3 separate regions of the Mus musculus genome follow, and all the other regions are linked to region 1. Evidence: chromatin loops called from intact Hi-C (ENCODE). Cell type or tissue: left cerebral cortex. All regions are shown on one strand. Links, peaks and the distances in the headings refer to the core of each region. The heading gives the core; the rest is flanking DNA. Region 1 has its middle 91 kb from the start of Gm35496. Region 2 overlaps Cdh10 (cadherin 10). Region 3 has its middle 160 kb from the start of Gm35496.

The links. Peaks named below come from ENCODE experiments on the same cell type or tissue, not always from the same donor. Only the 100,000 strongest peaks of a DNase experiment are listed, where the experiment ranks them.
Region 2: it touches region 1 in a loop (4-fold over the local background); 2 of 42 quality-filtered maps call a loop at or near these places.
Region 3: a loop joins it to region 1, with 2.8 times the contacts of the local background. A loop is called at or near these places in 2 of 42 quality-filtered maps.

Annotation. Positions count from the first base shown.
Region 1 is chr15:19,091,071-19,096,963 of GRCm38, reverse strand. No RefSeq gene overlaps it. Among named protein-coding and RNA genes, the nearest start is that of Gm35496, 91 kb to the left of the region's middle. In left cerebral cortex, for the core only: no CTCF peak of the experiment used is centred there; DNase peaks (open chromatin) are centred at 2,381, 2,704 and 3,385; H3K27ac peaks cover 2,587 bases.
Region 2 is chr15:18,922,809-18,928,701 of GRCm38, reverse strand. All of the region lies in intron 2 of Cdh10 (cadherin 10), which reads right to left. Among named protein-coding and RNA genes, the nearest start is that of C030047K22Rik, 110 kb to the right of the region's middle. In left cerebral cortex, for the core only: no CTCF peak of the experiment used is centred there; a DNase peak (open chromatin) is centred at 2,950; H3K27ac peaks cover 3,635 bases.
Region 3 is chr15:19,017,761-19,023,653 of GRCm38, reverse strand. No RefSeq gene overlaps it. Among named protein-coding and RNA genes, the nearest start is that of Gm35496, 160 kb to the left of the region's middle. In left cerebral cortex, for the core only: no CTCF peak of the experiment used is centred there; DNase peaks (open chromatin) are centred at 1,882 and 2,653; H3K27ac peaks cover 960 bases.

The sequences.
Region 1 (5,893 bases), core at 365-5,364:
ATCCACTCCTATTATCCGTAGGTTCGGTCTTCTCATTGTGTCCTGGATTTCCTGGATGTTTTGAGTTAGGATCTTTTTGCATTTTCCATTTTCTTTGATTGTTGTGCCGATGTTCTCTATGGAATCTTCTGCACCTGAGATTCTCTCTTCCATCTCTTGTATTCCGTTGCTGATGCTCGCATCTATGGTTCCAGATTTCTTTCCTAGTGTTTCTATCTCCAGGGTTGCCTCACTTTGGGTTTTATTTATTGTGTCTACTTCCCTTTTTAGGTCTTGGATGGTTTTATTCAATTCCATCACCTGTTTGGTTGTGTTTTCCTGCAATTCTTTAAGGAATTTTTGTGTTTCCTCTTTAATGTCTTCTACCTGTTTGGTTATGTTTTCCTGCAATTCTTTAAGGGATTTTTGTGTTTCCTCTTTAATGTCTTCTACTTGTTTAGCAGTGTTCTCCTGTATTTCTTTAAGTGAGTTATTAAAGTCCTTCTTTATGTCCTCTACCATCATCATGAGATATGCTTTTAAATCCAGGTCTACCTTTTCAGTTGTGTTAGGGTGCCCCGGACTGGGCAAAGTGGGCGTTCTGGGTTCTGATGATGGTGAGTGGTCCTGGTTTCTGTTAGTAGGATTCTTACATTTACCTTTTGCCATCTGGCAATCTCTGGACTTAGTTGTTATAGTTGTCTTTGTTTAGAGATTGTTCCTCTGGTGATTTTGTTACCCTCTATTAGCAGACGTGGGAGACTAGCTCTCTCCTCTGAGTTTCAGTGGTCAGAGCAGTCTCTGCAGGCAAGCTCTCCTCTTTCAGGGAAGGTGAACAGTTATCTGGTGTTTGGACCTCCTCCTGGCTGAGGATGAAGGCCCAAGACAGGATCTTTCCCAGAAGCTGTGTTGCTTTGGCCTGTCACAGAAGCCTTTGTTTAAGTAGTCCTCACTCTCACCTGTGTAGACTACTTTCCGTGGAGTCCTGGAACCAAGGTGGCCCCCGAGGAATGTGAGGCAGAAGCCTCTCGGGCTGGGCGGACACCTGTGCTCTGACCAGGAAGATGGCCGGTTGTCTGGAGCCGAAAATGGCGCGGCCTCAGAGGCTCTGTGGCTCTCGCCCGTTCCAGAAGCTGCTGGCCTCTGTGTTCCACACTCTCACCCACAGACCGCCCGCCACGGAGTCCCGGAACCAAGGTGGCCCCCGTGGAAAGTGAGGCAGAAGCCTCTAGGGCAGGGCACACCCCTGTGCTCTCACCAGGAAGGTGGCCGGTTGTCTGGAGCCGGAAATGGCGCGGCCTCAGATGCTATGTGGCTCTCGCCTTTCCCAGGAGCTGCTGGCCTCTGTGTTCCACACTCCCACCTGCAGGCTCAAAAATTTCTTACATTAGTATGCTACATATAATTTCTACCATCCTCTGAATCCCGACTCTAATCACCCGTATGTAAAGCATCATAGGTCACGTGCGACCAGTGCCGAGCCCAGTGAACTCTGTCTGCTACTGGAAATATACACTGATCAGATCAGCAGATTAGACCAAGGATTACAGACACTTCTCTCCTGAACATGACACGTAAGAAATGCAACTTTAAAAAGTTTACCAGATGCTTATGTGTGATAACAATTATCAGTCGCTCTTGGGAACCAGGATAGGCTTGTTGCCTCCCAAACAGAAAATCCTTGGCTTGCATATTTGTAGGATTGCTGCATCACAAGCTCCTGCCAGGCACACCCTGGCTAGCATGCTACAACTAGGGAGATATTATTTAGTAAAATAGCATTGAGTGAAAAACATAAGTCAAATGTACTACATTGCCAAAACAGCAAAGTTACATTGATGTGTAAATTCAACAGAATTGAGGTATGATAATTCCCCACTCTCTAGTCATTATATAAAGGCTGAAAAGGTCATTGGGAATGTCTACACGTTCACAATGATAACACAAATACTTAATTTTTCCTCTTCCAGTATTATTTTTGCTCAATTGATGGCCTTTCTGTGTTAATATTTTTTATTTGGTTTTACTTGTTTTGTTTATTTCATTTATTCATTTATGACTGCTCTGCTTCATGTATACCTGCATGCTGGGAGAGGATGTCAGATCTCTTTATAGATGGCCATGAACTACCATGTGAGTGCAGGGAATTGAACTCAAGGACTTCTGGAAGAGCAGCCAGTGCTCTGAACTACTGAGCTATCTCTCCAGTTCCCCGATCTGTGTTCTTTCTCTTGTCTATCTTCTTCCTTTGGCATTCAAATATTGCAAACATTCAGTGTTCATTGTTATCACTTTTCTCTATATGGGGTATTCGTGGGTAAGGTTCCTACTCCTTTAAATACAGAGAGCAGCTGCCACTCCTGAGGTAGTGGGCTGTGTCCAAACAAGCAGAGGGCAAAGCAGGAAAAGATGAGACAACCTTCCTTTGTTCTTAGCGGGATTCTCTCCTGCCTGAAAACATTCCAGTTACGGCTCTTCCAGGGACAACACTTAGCAAAATAGGTATCTAGTGGTACCAATAAAAACAAGATCAGCATTTTTGAGTATCCGATATATGTCGGGACAAGAAAACTCAAGTAAGTAAAAAATTTCAAACCTCTATTTCAACCTTGGATGAAAATTTTTGAAGAAAGAAGCAGCAGCCACCTACTACTGTGCCGTGTAGATAAAGCACAGCATTATATTTCCAGAACAGCCTACTTAAGAACCACCCCCATACGCACATCCCACACCCATCTCAGCAAGAACAGTTGGTTCTTCAAAGCTCAGAAACGACCTGAGGCTCCCTTCCCCCTGAAAAGACCAGAACCTACCTTCAGATGTTGAGCTAGTTGTACTGATCAAACTAGGTTAACTGGTCATAAAGGATGCTGGATGAAATTACTTTTGTATTGAGCAAACTGGGCTAACTGTTAACATAGAATGCTGGATTAAATTGCCCCCGTATCACTGAAATTGCCTACATTAACATAAAGTTAGTAAGACATAGGGATTTAAAGGAAAACACATATACATTCCCCAATCGAATTCATGTCTTTCTTCATATGTATACCTAACAGACTTACTCTGATAGCCTCATCCCTCCTTTAACCCCATCAACTCCCAACTCCAAACAAGTTGGTTCCTTTCTGTCACCTAATATACAATGGTTCTTTCCAAACATGGCCACAGTTCTGACTCCAGCTGGTTTTGTGAGCCAATGTTGATAACAACAATCACAAAAGAACTTAAGTGAAAAAAAAAAAACCCTTTCAAATTAGACCCTGGTCATAACCAAGGGGTTAGGAGATTGAACGTGTTCAGCTGGGAAAAAAAAAAAGTGTTCAAATTGAAGTCAGAGTCAGGAAAAATAAAGCAAAGGGGTTGCAGTTTCCAAGGAAACATACAAGTAGAAAAGAGAAAACCAGACATCTGTCCCTCCATCACTTACATCAGTGTGGAAAAAGGGCCTCGGGTTCGTAAGGTGGACAGGAAGGTGAAAGGAAGCATGCTACTCCTTACAGCCCAGCCAAGCAGGCTGTCAGTAGGCAATGGGGAGGAAGCTTCACTAAGTTCACTCAACAGGCTGTATGCTTTCGTATGTGCAGGCATGTACATAATTTGGTGATATGCATCACAACTTGGAAAACAGACATGTGACTATCAAATATAAAGTTCTTATTTATAGAAACACCTAACAGTGCCAAAAACATCAGTCACCCTCCTTTATCAACAAATTCTATGCAGTCATTCAAATATTATATTTTTATGAGAGAGCAGGTAAATTCTAAAATATATCACTTTAGAGAACTTTAAAAACTTTCAGTGTTTAGGAACTGGAGAGAAAAAAAAAACGCTGGAATGCTTTTTTAAAGGAATTTTTGGACGGTAATACAAAGACAGTTTCTTGAGGCCAAAGAATATATGATGAAATAAACTGACCAGAATCTAGAGACTAGTAGTCAGGGAACCCTTCATAAGTCATTGGTTCATGTGTTCATATTCTAATATTCTAATTTAGAACCTACGCTCTGTTCGTTCATAATACATCATTCATACTGGACAAAAATTAATGTTTAGTTTCCATGTGCTCATTTTGTCCTTAATTCCCACTTGTAATTCCCTAATAAAACCAAGGCTAGAATGTGAAAGTTTGCTTTTAATTAACTGAAACATCTCCATATTGATTTCTATAGTGGCTGTACTGGTAATGCTAACAGTGAGTATATTTTCCTCTCTTCTACACTTTGGAATGTTTTTTTCTTAATTGACTTTTTTCTTTTTTCTTTTTTTTCTTTTCTTTTCTTTTTTTCTTTTAGTAATGGCTATTTGTTGTTCTATTTGTTTCTTGTTTTGTTTTGGTTTTTTGGGTTTTTTGTTTTTTGTTTTTGTTTTTGTTTTTGCTTTTTTTTTTTTTTTGTTTTTTTGGTTGGTTGGTTGGTTTGGATTGGATTTGTATTTTTTTTAAATATATGTCTTTTTTTAGTACTGGCTATTTGCTGTTCTATTTGTTCTTTTTGCTTTGTTTTGCTTTTTTTTTGCTTTTTGTTTTTTGTTTTTGCTTTTGCTTTTTGGTGTTGTTTTTTTGTTTGTTTGATTGGTTGGTTTGGCTTGGATTTTATTTTCCAAATAAAATAAAATAAAATAAAAATAATCTTCAAAGACATCTTTCTTTAGATTAGGTACATTTTCTTCTATACTTTTGTTAAAAATATTTATTGTGGTTTTGACCTTGGTTTTTTCTCCTTTATCCATACCTATGAATTAAAGGTGTGGTCTTTTCATCTTGACCCAGATTTCCAGTATGATTTGTGCCTGTATATTAAATTATTTGTGTGTTTGTTTATTTATTTGTCTATAGATTTAATACGTTCTTCAACTGAGCAATCACTGTTCTGCCATCTTATCTTCAAGACCTGAAAGTCTCTCCCTCATGTCTTTTTATCTGCTGGTAAAGCTTACCTTTGATTTTGTTATTTTGTTTTCCCGAGCTTTTCATTTTGAGTTTTATTTCAGTTTGGCTTTTATTTGCTAACTGTATTTCTTTATTAAACTTTACTTTCACATACTGAATTGTTTCATTTCTTTCACTCAACTACTTATTTGTTTTTATGTGTGTGTGTGCTTGCTTGTTTGGTTGTTTTTACAGTCTTCCTTTAGGTATTTATTCTTATTTTCTTAAAGATCTTTGGACACACTCATAAATACTATTAGTTATAATTGTTCTCCAGTAAATATTTTTTCTATTCATAATTGCTATTGCTTAGTCTTTGTCTTGTAGTTCGGCTACTTTTATGAATTGCGTTAGAGTTGCTGTCTTCTAAAGCAGACACAATGTCTTTGTTGTTCATATTTGTGATTTTGCACTAGTGTCTATGCATCTGGAGGTCTGGAGTTATGATATTTGTGAAGTTTCAATACATGCCTTTGTTGGATGGGTGTGGTCCCATGTCTGCTTTTCTCCCTCTGGGTAGCCAGACCCATTGCACACAGGACTTAGTTGGAGGGAGGGAAACTAGGCTGAGTTAGGTGGGTGCAGGCAAGATCATGGTCATCAGTGATTGTGTGGGTAAAGAGCACACACCCACCCAGGATACAGCTTCAGAGAACTGGTTCAGTTTATTGGGAGGAGGGACAAACCTTTGAGGGGTGAGTAGATAGTATACATCATTGCACAGGGCCAGGATTCTGGCGATCACTCATTTGAACAAAGATGCATTCCAGGTGCTGCTGGACATGACCTTTAAGGGGAAAGGAAGTTTAACCTGGCTACTAGCTTTGTGATCTCCTCTGGTAAGGCAAGGTTGGGGGGTACAGGACTTTGTGCACCAGGATATACAGGCTCCTGGGCAGGAGGGGAGCTATTCTCAGGGTGAGGTTTCAAGGCTTTGCATACACCTCAACCATATACTGGTGTTAGATCTGCTCCGCCTGG
Region 2 (5,893 bases), core at 589-5,588, 170 kb after region 1:
TGAAAATATTTCCACAGTAAACAGAAAGCAACCAAGGACACAAAGAAGGGCGGCTACATTTCCCCCAAGTCTGATGTGCAATAATAAGCCACATACAAACAGCAAGAGCTATGCACATGCACTTCTCTGAGGGAATCCTGACTTCAGTCAGTGCATTCAGAACGATTTGGGTTGCAGGATGCAGACTACCTGGACAGTGTGTTAGGCTAATCACTGTGTTGTAAGATTGTGCCATACAGAAACATTATCCTCAGTCAAAACCCATTTAAGCATTTGTAAGACAATTTAACTTGAATGTAGTCAACACAGACATTCTTACCAGTGTTTCTAAAAAAAAAATTTCTAGTTGACTTTCAAATAAGAAAAGAGCAGCCTTGTTTCTGTATCTCTCTTTTCCCCTCTCTCTGTTTTTTACGTTTCTTACAGAATGGCAGAATGAGAGGGTGTTACAAAAATCATTGCATCCAAATACCTATTTTTCGTCATAATCAAAATAGAAATTACACAATTTTCTCATAATTATTTAGAGTTAGCTCAAGTGCCAACAGCTCAATGGGTCTCCTGGTCTGCTGTGTGGAAAACTACCTTACAAGTACTTGCTGTAAATTTGTATTCCTGCATTTAGTTTTTATCATGCAAGCCAAGGACATGGTTTTTAAGGTAAAGTTATTATAAAATAATAAAAAAGTAAACTAAAAACCAGAGGGAAAATGTTAATATAGCAAGAATATTACTTCTATAAAGAAATATTGAGCTCAGAGTGAACAAAATCTCAGCTCATAAAAAAATAAAAGTATTCACAATGAAAGAAATTTAAGCAAGCAGCCTAATTAAAAACCAAGAAAACCACTATGGTAGGCATTTCTTCAACAAATACAAACAAGTAAGCAGAAGAAAGCACACAAAATAAGTTTAAGCATTTAGGAAATATAAATTAAACCACAGAAGTGTCTCATTTTTCTGGCTTCATATTGGGCAAGGAGATAAGTCAGGTGGGAAAGTTTTTGCCAGTGGAGAAGCACAGTGCAGATTTCCTGAGAGACCTCATCTCAAAAGTGTGATAGATAGAAACAGAAGATGAAACCTGAAGACAAGCTTCACCCTGTACTTCCACAGGTACACCACTGCACACACATATGCACACAGATTAACATGTTAACAGTACAAGTAGGCACATATTCACAAAACACACACACACAGCTAAAAACTAAAATTAGTGCTCTCAAATTAGAAGTGAAAAAGAACAAAAAAACAAAAATAATCGTGCATGTTGGGGAGAGCATGGTAAAACTGAAACCCTTCTATGTATACACGGATGCTAGGAACACAGAGTATTGTAAACACAAGTAAAGAATGCAGTGAATGTAAGGAGAGCTGAATATAGAATTTCTACATACTGCAGTAATTCCACTTATTGCCATAGAAAACTGAAAGCACAGATGTGGAGACCTCACCATTCCCCTTACACAGATGACAATTCTGATGGGATGGTTGATCTGTAGGAGGATCAAAAGGTGACCAACGCTGTGCCATAGTGTGCTGCTTCCCAAATGCGCTGACTCATCATGTAAACCTCTTGTTCCACAGATCTTTGTTCCAAAGCAATTCTCAACAATACTCTAAGAACTTGCATTGTGTAACTCAAATACAACTACATTATATTTGACCACTTTAAGGAGTTGTGAAATTTCTGTTAATCCATTCTCAAAATTTAAATATACCTCTAGAAAAATGTGGACTTAGAAGGCTCCAGTAAAACTGTTGCCGTGAGTTCATGTCTATATGGGCATACACATTAAGTTTCAGCAGAGCAGTGTGGCACCTTGACGTAAACAAACAAACCTGTAAAGAATATGTGGGAAAATATTTCTGGCAGTTTAAATATTCCCATTTTAATGCAATAAATTTTCATTGGTAAAACATAACTGTTTCTACTCATAATTATGTTCTTTTTGTTAATAGTTTAAAAGCAAATCATTTGTATATTTTTAAAAACAGTTTATGAAACTGCTTACTTTGTGGTAACATGCAATGAGAGTAGATGCAGAAGAAGCTCTCAAGAGGAAGGCCAGCACCTTTATGATCTAATGTAATGAGACTTGTATCTGATGTCTTGGCTTAAAATTTAACCTAAATGGGAATAAGTGTGTGATTAGTGAATTCCTTAATTTAGAGGCTATATATTTTTCAAAATGGATAATGGAATTTATTATCAATAGAATTCAAATCAAAATGCTTGACAGAAGAAACCACCCCCACCCTTTACTGTGAATTTTGAATTCCTTAATTACATGAAAGTCAGTAGGAAGCTTTAACTGGCACACAGAAGGTAAAGTATTCACTGTTTAAATGCTTCAGTGAATCTTCATAGTCAGTCTGATGATGAGCACTGAAGACCATAGAGATAAAGGAATTAGTTTTAAGGAGTTGAGAGAAAAAAAATGAACTGCAGGATGTCAGAAATAATAGGAAGAGCTTCAATTAAACTAAGAAAAGATTGATTAACGCTAAAAGCCACAGGGGTCAAGAGTAAGAAAAAGACTCAGAGTAAGGAGTAACTGAGGAGTTATGTGACAAGAAAATAAATTAATTTAACTCAGAAGCCAGGAATGCATCATTATCCAGTTCTGAGTCAAGGTCAATCTAAGAACAATGAAATAACTCAGAAGAAATTCCAATTTGGCCTGAAGATCTACAATGAATAAAATGGTTTGAAGGGCAGAAGCAAGGAGAGAAGTGGAGGAGAATCTCTCAGCCTCTGTAACATGTCACACACAGCCCCCAATTCATCCTGCTCACTTCTAAATTTAATTCAGTGCAAAACAAAGTCCACATTGTCTTATTGCTCAAGTAAGTCTTTTGTAGAAGATCTGATTTATAGTGTTCTCCAACTTTTGTGGTATCAATGCTATGCCACACTCAACTTGAAACTACCCCAAGGCATCTGCTGGCATAGAAAAAAAATAATAGTCTCTTTATAAATAGGCATGAGCTGGCAGGAGCACAGCACTATTTTTATTATACAAAAGGAGGCACTAAATCCACAAAGGCATATTCAAATTTATGTAAAAATTTTCTGGCTCAAAAATCCATATCTGAACTGGGTGTGATGTTATATGCCTGAAATCTTAGCACCAGAGAAGCTGTCAGTAAGTTCAAGGCCAGCTGGGCTACTTAGCGAAACAGTCTATCAAAGAAGGGATGGAAAGGAAGAACATTTTTTTAAATTAAAGTTATAATCCATATCTTTAAAAAAAATCAGTCTTCAGAAACCAGACAACCACAGTAATAGCAAAATAATACCCTATGGGAAAGGTATGGGAAAGCCAAGATTATCTTGAATCTCATAACTTGATAAGAATTTAGAGTTAAATAAGAGAACTGAGAAACTGATAGGATAGAAGTAGACAAGTGGATTCAACCATTCCTTGGGTAGTAATTCTTTGGATAACAAAAAAGAAGAATAAAAAGAATGAGCTCTTTCTCTTAACAACCAAAGATAGAACTCCACCAAAATCTAAGCATCCTATTTCTGCCTCTATTACCAAAGAAATAAAGCCAGTACACTGAAGAGACTCTGGAACCCTCATATTAAAGGACTTATTACTTAGCAAAACCTAGACATCAGCAGTTGAAGATTTAATAAGAAAAGCAATCAGCACGTGCAATGTTATTAATTCACCTATGGAGAAAAAAAATCTTGGCATTTACAATTAAATGGGTGGAATCAAAGAATGCTATGCTAAATAAATTAAACCAGTCAAATAAAGACAAATATTAGATATTCTCTCTCGTCTGTGAAAAATTTAAAAGCTGATCTAAATGAAGAATAATGAGTGATAAAGGTTGTAGTTTTTAGGAATGTCCAATAAATATAGTTACCTGTGGTTACTACGAACTGTGTTTTATAAAAAGATGCACTGAAGCTTGTCTGTATGTACAGATAAAATGTATTATCCCGAATCAAAATACTATGTAAAAGCAAAAATGATGATATATGCAAACTATTCTGCTTCAATCTCTTCAAAGCTCCAGACAGGGATTTGAGACATAAAGCACAGAAATACCTCAGTGTAAAAAACCAGCGATATCCCAGGGCCATGCTCACGCTGTGAATATTTAATGAACAGAGAGAAAGGAAAAGAAGACAGTAGATACAGAGCTGAGAATCTTAGAAAAGGCTGGTAGAGTCCAATTTAACAAAATAAAGTTGACCTTGGAACAATATTATTTTGAACCCTAGAAACTCACTTAAATGTGTATTTATTTTCTTTTGGAGATGTATACCATTACAAAAAAAAAAAAAAAAAAAAGACAAAAAGGAAAAACCATGTAGCCTACAAAAGACAAGAAAAAAACAAAACAAAAAACCCCAAAAAACTAGGTACTTGTCACAGCCTACTTATTTGTGAAATGTGGTGAGATTGCAGTTTATTCTACCATTTTTCTACACTAATGGTTACATACATTATAAAAAAGTTATATTTCTGGGATGGAGAAATGGCTGAGTTTTAAAGAGTGAATACTGGTTTTGCAGAGGATCTGAGTATGGTTCCTAGCACCCATGCCAGGTGCCTTACAACCACCTACAATTTCAACTCTTGGGGAATCTGAGCTGGAACCATTCTGTGGCCTCAGTGGGCATCTCTGTGGCCTCAGTGGGCATCTCTGTGGCCTCAGTGGGTATCTGTGCTGATGTGCACACAATCCCATAGAAGCATAAACACTAACACAGGCTTAAAATAAGTATAATTTTAAAAAAATTTAAATTTGTCAAAACATTGATATGCAAATACAAACCCCACATAGGGTCATTTGTAACAGAGAACCTAAAAGAATATAAAGGCAGGCATAGTACTGCATAGTTATTGCAAAGAGTAACTGCAGTTCCAGGGGCATTGCTGACATCACCATGGAGCTATGGTCTGTGCTACAGTTGTGTGCTCCTGTTGTACTCATGATTTCAAGCCTGAGACACTAATGAGTCTTTATACAGCTCAAGTCATTCCTCATGTAAGTTGTATGACGGGATAAACATGATTTCTCTTGCTTCTTGTATAGAGTTTACTATACATAAATTTTATTAGTTGCACCAAACTATCAGTGAAATTTGCCACTAACAGCAAGCTAAATTGGGGGAGATTCAAAGCATATAGCCAAAGATCTGAAGTGCAGACTGGTGCATTTAATTCCCAAATTATACAAGTTAATTTATTATACTTATACAATTTATAATTTATGCAATTATACTACCATCATTAATATTTGTGACAAAAAAAGAAAAATCTAAAGCAAAATTGTTTCATTGCTCCTGCTCAGTAGAAATAGCAGAATTTCATTTAAGGCTTAGAATAACATGAACCAAAAAAAAAAAAAAACCTGCATTTGCAGGAAACTGTAGAGACTGACAGAAGACAAGGATTCTACAAATCACTCAAAGAATAAGGAAGAAAGACTTGTAACCATACTGAGACAGAATGCAGAATGTTGCCTCCAGGAAAAGAATGAGAAGAGTAGTAGACAAAATTAAGTGAACAATAATGAATAGATTAACTCCATTTCCTGAGAACAATCCAAATATATATTTAGGATACACACCTAAGTCAAATGAACAAGTAGTGAATATTGTAACTTATACCAAAACCTTCATAAATACTCTAACACTTTCAGAAACACTAGAGAAGTTACCTGATACACACACCCGCGCGCGCACACACACACACACACACACACACACCTGAAACTGATAGAGCAAGGAAGATGAGAGAAAGCAAAATTGATGGAAAGAATGTTGAAAGAAAGAGATCCTTAAAAGTGAACAATAACAAACCAAATAGTAGGGAAAGGAGAGCAGTGAGGGGACCCTCCAGTCACACTTCCTTCTTCCAGACAA
Region 3 (5,893 bases), core at 263-5,262, 73 kb after region 1:
CTTCCTTGAACTGAGTGTTAACTGATTCATGACAATAAAGTAAAAATCATTTGTTTTTAGAATACTTGCATGTGTTTTTGGTGTATTTGCATGTGTACAAAAGTATGTGAAGTACATTTATCTATATGGAAGTGAAAGCTTGAAGACAATGTTGGATGAATGTATTCCTAAAACCCTCTGTTTTTTCTTTTCTTTTCCGATGAAGTCCATCTCTGAAGCTGGAACTCGCCAACTCACTAGACTGCCAACAAGAAGTCAGGACACTTTTGTCTTTTCCAATAAAAGCATTTTTATCGATCATATTTTCCCACATTGGTACAATTACTCCTAACTTATTAGCCATTAAAAGTTTGTATAAGGACTGGTGAGATGGCTCAGCAGCTAAGAGCTCTGATTGCTCTTCCAAAGGTCCTGAGTTCAAATAAATCCCAGCAACCACATGGTGGCTCACAACCATCCGTAATGAAATCTGATGCTTTCTTCTGGAGTGTCGGAAGACAGCTACAGTGTACTTACATAAAATAAATAAATAAATAAATAAATAAATAAATAAATAAATTTGTATAATCAGGTCGGTGGTGGCACATGCCTTTAATCCCAGCACTTGAGAGGCAGAGGCAGGCAGATTTCCGAGTTCAAGGCCAGCCTGGTCTACAAAGTGAGTTCCAGGACAGCCAGGGCTATATAGAGAAACCCTGTCTCAAAAAACAAAAACAAACAAACAAACAAAAAGTTTGTATAAATGTATCTAATATGGTAAATACAGTTCCAAATGTGAGATTAAACTAAAAATATATTAGAAAAAAGATTGTTAGATTTCTAACTGTATTGGTAAATGCATATTTACTAATGTTACTTCTGATTCAGAAATTAATATACTATAGATATTGGCATTTACAAGGGTAATATGCTACTATTTTAAATAAAAATGTTACTTTTCATATTACCACTATTGACATAAATGTATTCATTGTTCATAATATCTTGAGAGACAAAGGTTGACTTTTGAAAAGTTCCCCCAGTAGTAACTGTGGATAGAAGAGCTCCACACCTGGATCTAGTTTAGCTTCCAACTCCATTTCACAGTCGTTAGACTTTACGCACTTTCACTTCATTTTCAGTTATCATATTTTCCTCTGCTATAAAATGAACAGAATAGTATTTACCATATTGAGTTATTGTGACAATTACTTGTGTCATTTTATAAAACGCAATGCAGATTCTGGAACAGAGAATGGAAATAAATGTCCAATAACGTAACAATAACCATCACCATCACCTCCACCTCCACCATCACCACCACCACCACGGCTATGTATCCTCAGTTGCTTTCAGTATAACTGATTAGTCGTAAAATTCTGTGTGCAAGTTTTCTAAGCACACATGTTGGTGAGACTGTCTATCACTGATGTATATCTTATCACTAAGACAATGCATTACACTTTAAAATATTTGGATTGTACCTTTCTGCTTGTCTTCATTTCTCATCCAATTTGAATACAAAGAGATATAAAATTGGACTCTATTATAAATATACAGAAAATTCTCTCAAAACCTAAGTTTAACTTTAAGTATTCGAGACCACTTAGTTCTTTTTTAAACAACTTAAAATTGAACTCCACTTTTTCTATCCTATATTAAAATAAATATTTAAAGAGTGCATCAAGATTTTTCTTCCTTCCACCCAGTCCTTACATGCTGTCTTCTCAGGCTATCACTTTTGGTAAAATGATGTAAGAAAATTTCGATATATAGCTGGCATAATTGTGCATAGTTGCTGTCAAGAATTCCTAGGCAGAGACTGTCATCTTTAAAGGTTGCTGTGACATTTCTAGAATATGCTTTTTCAAATATGAATGAAACATGTTGCCTTTTTGGTTGAGGGTGGGGAAGGTATGGAACCTGACATTTTCCACACTGCCAAAATTAGAAAACAGAGTATTGGAGTGCCAAGATTAATCAGTCACTCAACGAGTATTTATGCAATAGCTATTTAGATGCCCAATGTGTGACGAGAACTAACGTTATATCAGGTTTAAGTGTTTAACCAAATGGAAGGGAAAATTCAGTTTCTTTTATCCAAATTATATAGACCTGTCAGTATTTGGTAATGTTCACACATTGGGATCCCAAATGCTCCTACAACCTTAGGGATGCTCACAGTAATCACAAATGCAGACAAATTGTAATGATAAAATAATTAACTCTTTGAAAGCAAAAAAAAAAAAAAAGAAAGAAATGTAATCATGTATTTAGATGACAATTTCACACAGTGATTTGTAAAGCTAAAGCCCTATTCTGAAAAGAAAAAAAAATGTCAGTAGATATAATTACTAGATTTATCTAGCTTTTTATGTGCTAGAGCTTTAGTCATGTTAACCCAGTCTTTTAGAAATGAAATAAGAAAATTTCAATGTATCAGTAGTAAAAGGAAAGAAAATAAAGCTGAGCTATAGCAGTTATGCCGGCTGTACATGCTGAGAAGAAAACTCAACTCCAGTCTTTTTTATTATTAAAAAAAAAAAGAGGCAAAATTCATGCTAAGAATCTCAGGCCTGCTTCTAAATATTTCACAATGTGTAGGAGGTTTGTTCAGATAAATTTGGGGAAGAAGTTGCTCTGCTACCTTCCTGCAGAGTTGTAAATGTCACGTTCCAAACTCAGTATAATTCCACAGCTGGAAAAAAAAAATCACAAATAGTCTACCAGGTTTCCAATATGGCCTCAATCCTTTCCTGTTAAAATAGCTTAATAAAGAATGTCCATTTTGGTCTTATGCATATATGATCTAGATCAGAACCACTTACAACAAGAAGAAAAACTAGTATTGCAAAAAGGTTTTATTCATTTTTACTTTTTAGTTTCTTTCTTTTTTCTTTTTTCTTTTTTTCGAGACAGGGTTTCTCTGTATAGCCCTAGCTGTCCTGGAACTCACTCTGTAGACCAGGCTGGCCTCGAACTCAGAAATCTGCCTGCCTCTGCCTCCCGAGTGCTGTAATTAAAGGCATGAGTCACCATACCCTGAAAAGAAAAAAAAAAAAAAAAAACAAAACAAAAAACAAAACAAAAAAAAACCACCTAACTTGACCCTGACATGACCTAAACACACAACCTTCTTATATGGAGTCAGACATGCTACCAGTGCTCCATGAGGTCGCTGCTTTTTAGTTTCATTACTCATAGTTTTAAAAAAGTGACTTTCTCCCTCTTCTTTCTGTAGATAGATAGATATAGAGAGATGATAGATAGATAGATAGATAGATAGATGATAGATAGATAGATAGATAGATAGATAGATAGATAGATAGATAGATAGATAGAGATAGATAGATGTTAGATGGATGGATGGATAGATAGATAGATAGATAGATAGATAGATAGATAGATAGATAGATAGATAGATAGATAGAAGGATAGAAGGATAGATAGATAGATAGATAGATAGATAGATAGATAGATAGAAGATAGATAGATGATAAGATAGATGATAAGATAGATATTGACGTGAGAGAGAGAGAGTAATTGATTAGCTTTGCAACTGAATCTTATCTAAATGAGAATTCATTATTCTTTCAGTTTATTTCAGTATTTTTAAAAGTAATGTCTTGATGGTTCAGAGCATATTTTCTCATTGTTATCTATGTGGTCATCTCTGTGTCCCAATTTTGTTTTGAATTTATAAAATCAAGAGACTCTCTAAAGTAAATGACTAGCCTATAAATCTTTGAAGGTGTTCCTTAAATGTCAATATCTGAGTGGATTGTGGTGATGTTAGTAAGTGAAATTTGTACAGAGTAGTATATAAAATAGAATGTATAAAGTATTATGGTCTGAAGAAAATAACTACTAATTAATTGTGGAGGTTACTTCAAAGCTAAACCCTGTCCTATGGAAAGGGGGCTTTTGCTGAAGTCTGTAGATCTTGGCTTCATTTCACCCTCCCATTTCTTCCTGATCTTACCTCACACTTTCCCTAAGCAACTGTCCGACTATTCAGCCTTTTCAAGACTTTTGAGTAAGTTCCCAAATCAGTGACACAGGCTCCAAGCCACCAAAGCTGTCAGTGAAATGGTAACCATTTAGCAGTTATTTTAGTGGCGTTCCCACTGATGTGATCATTGCACAGAGTGTAAACGTTTCTGTAATATTATTTTATAGAAAGCAATTTAACTTGTGTAGAAAACAATTTAACTTGTGTGTGTCCTATAAAGTCATTGTACCTTATTTTGTTTCACAAAAAACAAGTCTCTATTATATATTATCCTTTCTCCCTTTTTAGCAGGTTTGAAGACTGAACTGAAGGCATTTCAAATGTTAGGCAAGGACTCTACCACTGGGCTACACTTTCAGTCATTTTCTACTTTTCATTTTACGATTTTTCCCCTTTTGAGACAAAGTTGCCAGAGTAACGTTCAACTTACTCTGTAGACTTTGCTCTTGTGATCTTCCTGCCTCAGTAGCTGGGCTTACAGATTTGTTGAATTGTACAGTCTTAAAGTAATATCCCAAATTGTTTCTAGTATATGAAGAATAGATTCACGAAGCTTTCTCCTGTCAGTGTGAGTGGTTCAGTGTCGGAAGAGACAGGAGTCCATGAAGCATTGCCATGTTATATGCATTCTTAATAACTTTCAAGTAAAATAATAACATAATTTTTCCATTCGTCTGACAAATGTCTATTGACCATCCATACAAATAAACAGTTCTATATCTTGGGAAAAGGTTATAAAATTCATTTTCTTGTAAACTTATATCCTGTTTGGATGAGAAAATAAATACCTATAGAAAAAAGTCACTAAAATGTAAAAGAAAATGTAGACATCTAATAAGAAATTACATTCAAGTTCAATCCTCCACCCTATAGCATTAGGAATTCTATAGGTTAAAAAAATGAGTAGGGGTCAATTAATTCTTACTTGAACCAAACTTAAACCAAGTAAGATAGAAGGAGAGGCCAGTATCAACACAGGATGGAGGGAAGCAATGGTTAGTAAATTGTAAAAGAATGTGAAGGGCTGTGGAGACTCATGCTGGATTGAGTGTTGTAATCTACTCTGATTAAAGTCTGGAACCATGACTGAGTTTAGAAAAACCACTTACATAGGAAACTGAGTGACAAACATTTTTCTGACTTTGATAACTGGGTAATTTGATAAAACGAAAGGCTAAAGTTAGGGAGATAATTAACTACTTCCAGCAATAGAGGAAGCAGCTGTTGCTTTGGAGAGGAGAACCAAGTACTGAGATGTAGAATTTTGTTTATTAGACCAAGTCAAATGATCAGAGCTGATATATTCAATACCATGCAAGACCACATTAGATAGGACACTTTCAAGTGGTATGATTTTTGAATATGTTTCTCGTTTTTGTATGTTTGTTTTTACTTGTTTTGAAAGAGATAAGGAGGAAAATAGAACAATTGGAGGAGTAGGATGTTGAAGATGATATAGCAAGATGTGGTGGAGAAGAAAAATGTAGAAAAGTTATATTGGATACATTTTTCCATTAAGAAAAAGAAAATCAAACGCTAGATCGTAAAGAATCACAAGGACAGGAAATGAACATCTCAGGGGAAGCACCACTGCCAAGTAGCAGGGAAGCAGATGGCAGGTGCATCAGGCCTGTATGTTCGGTGGAGAAGTGCATGACATTTTTTCTTGATGTGTTATGTATATGTTATTTTTATTAAAGAGCAGCCTTCTTTATAATTTCCAGAGAACTTCCAGCAGAATTTATGGGATCGCAAGCATTAAAATAGCAATAAAATTTGTCATCGTAATGAGGAAGAAAACATAGATGTAACTAATTTTACAATGAGGTTTAAGGTCTTTGGGTTGGGTGATATGTTAATCTTAATAGTAGTGTAGAAGTACACTTCAAGTTAGGATGGTTT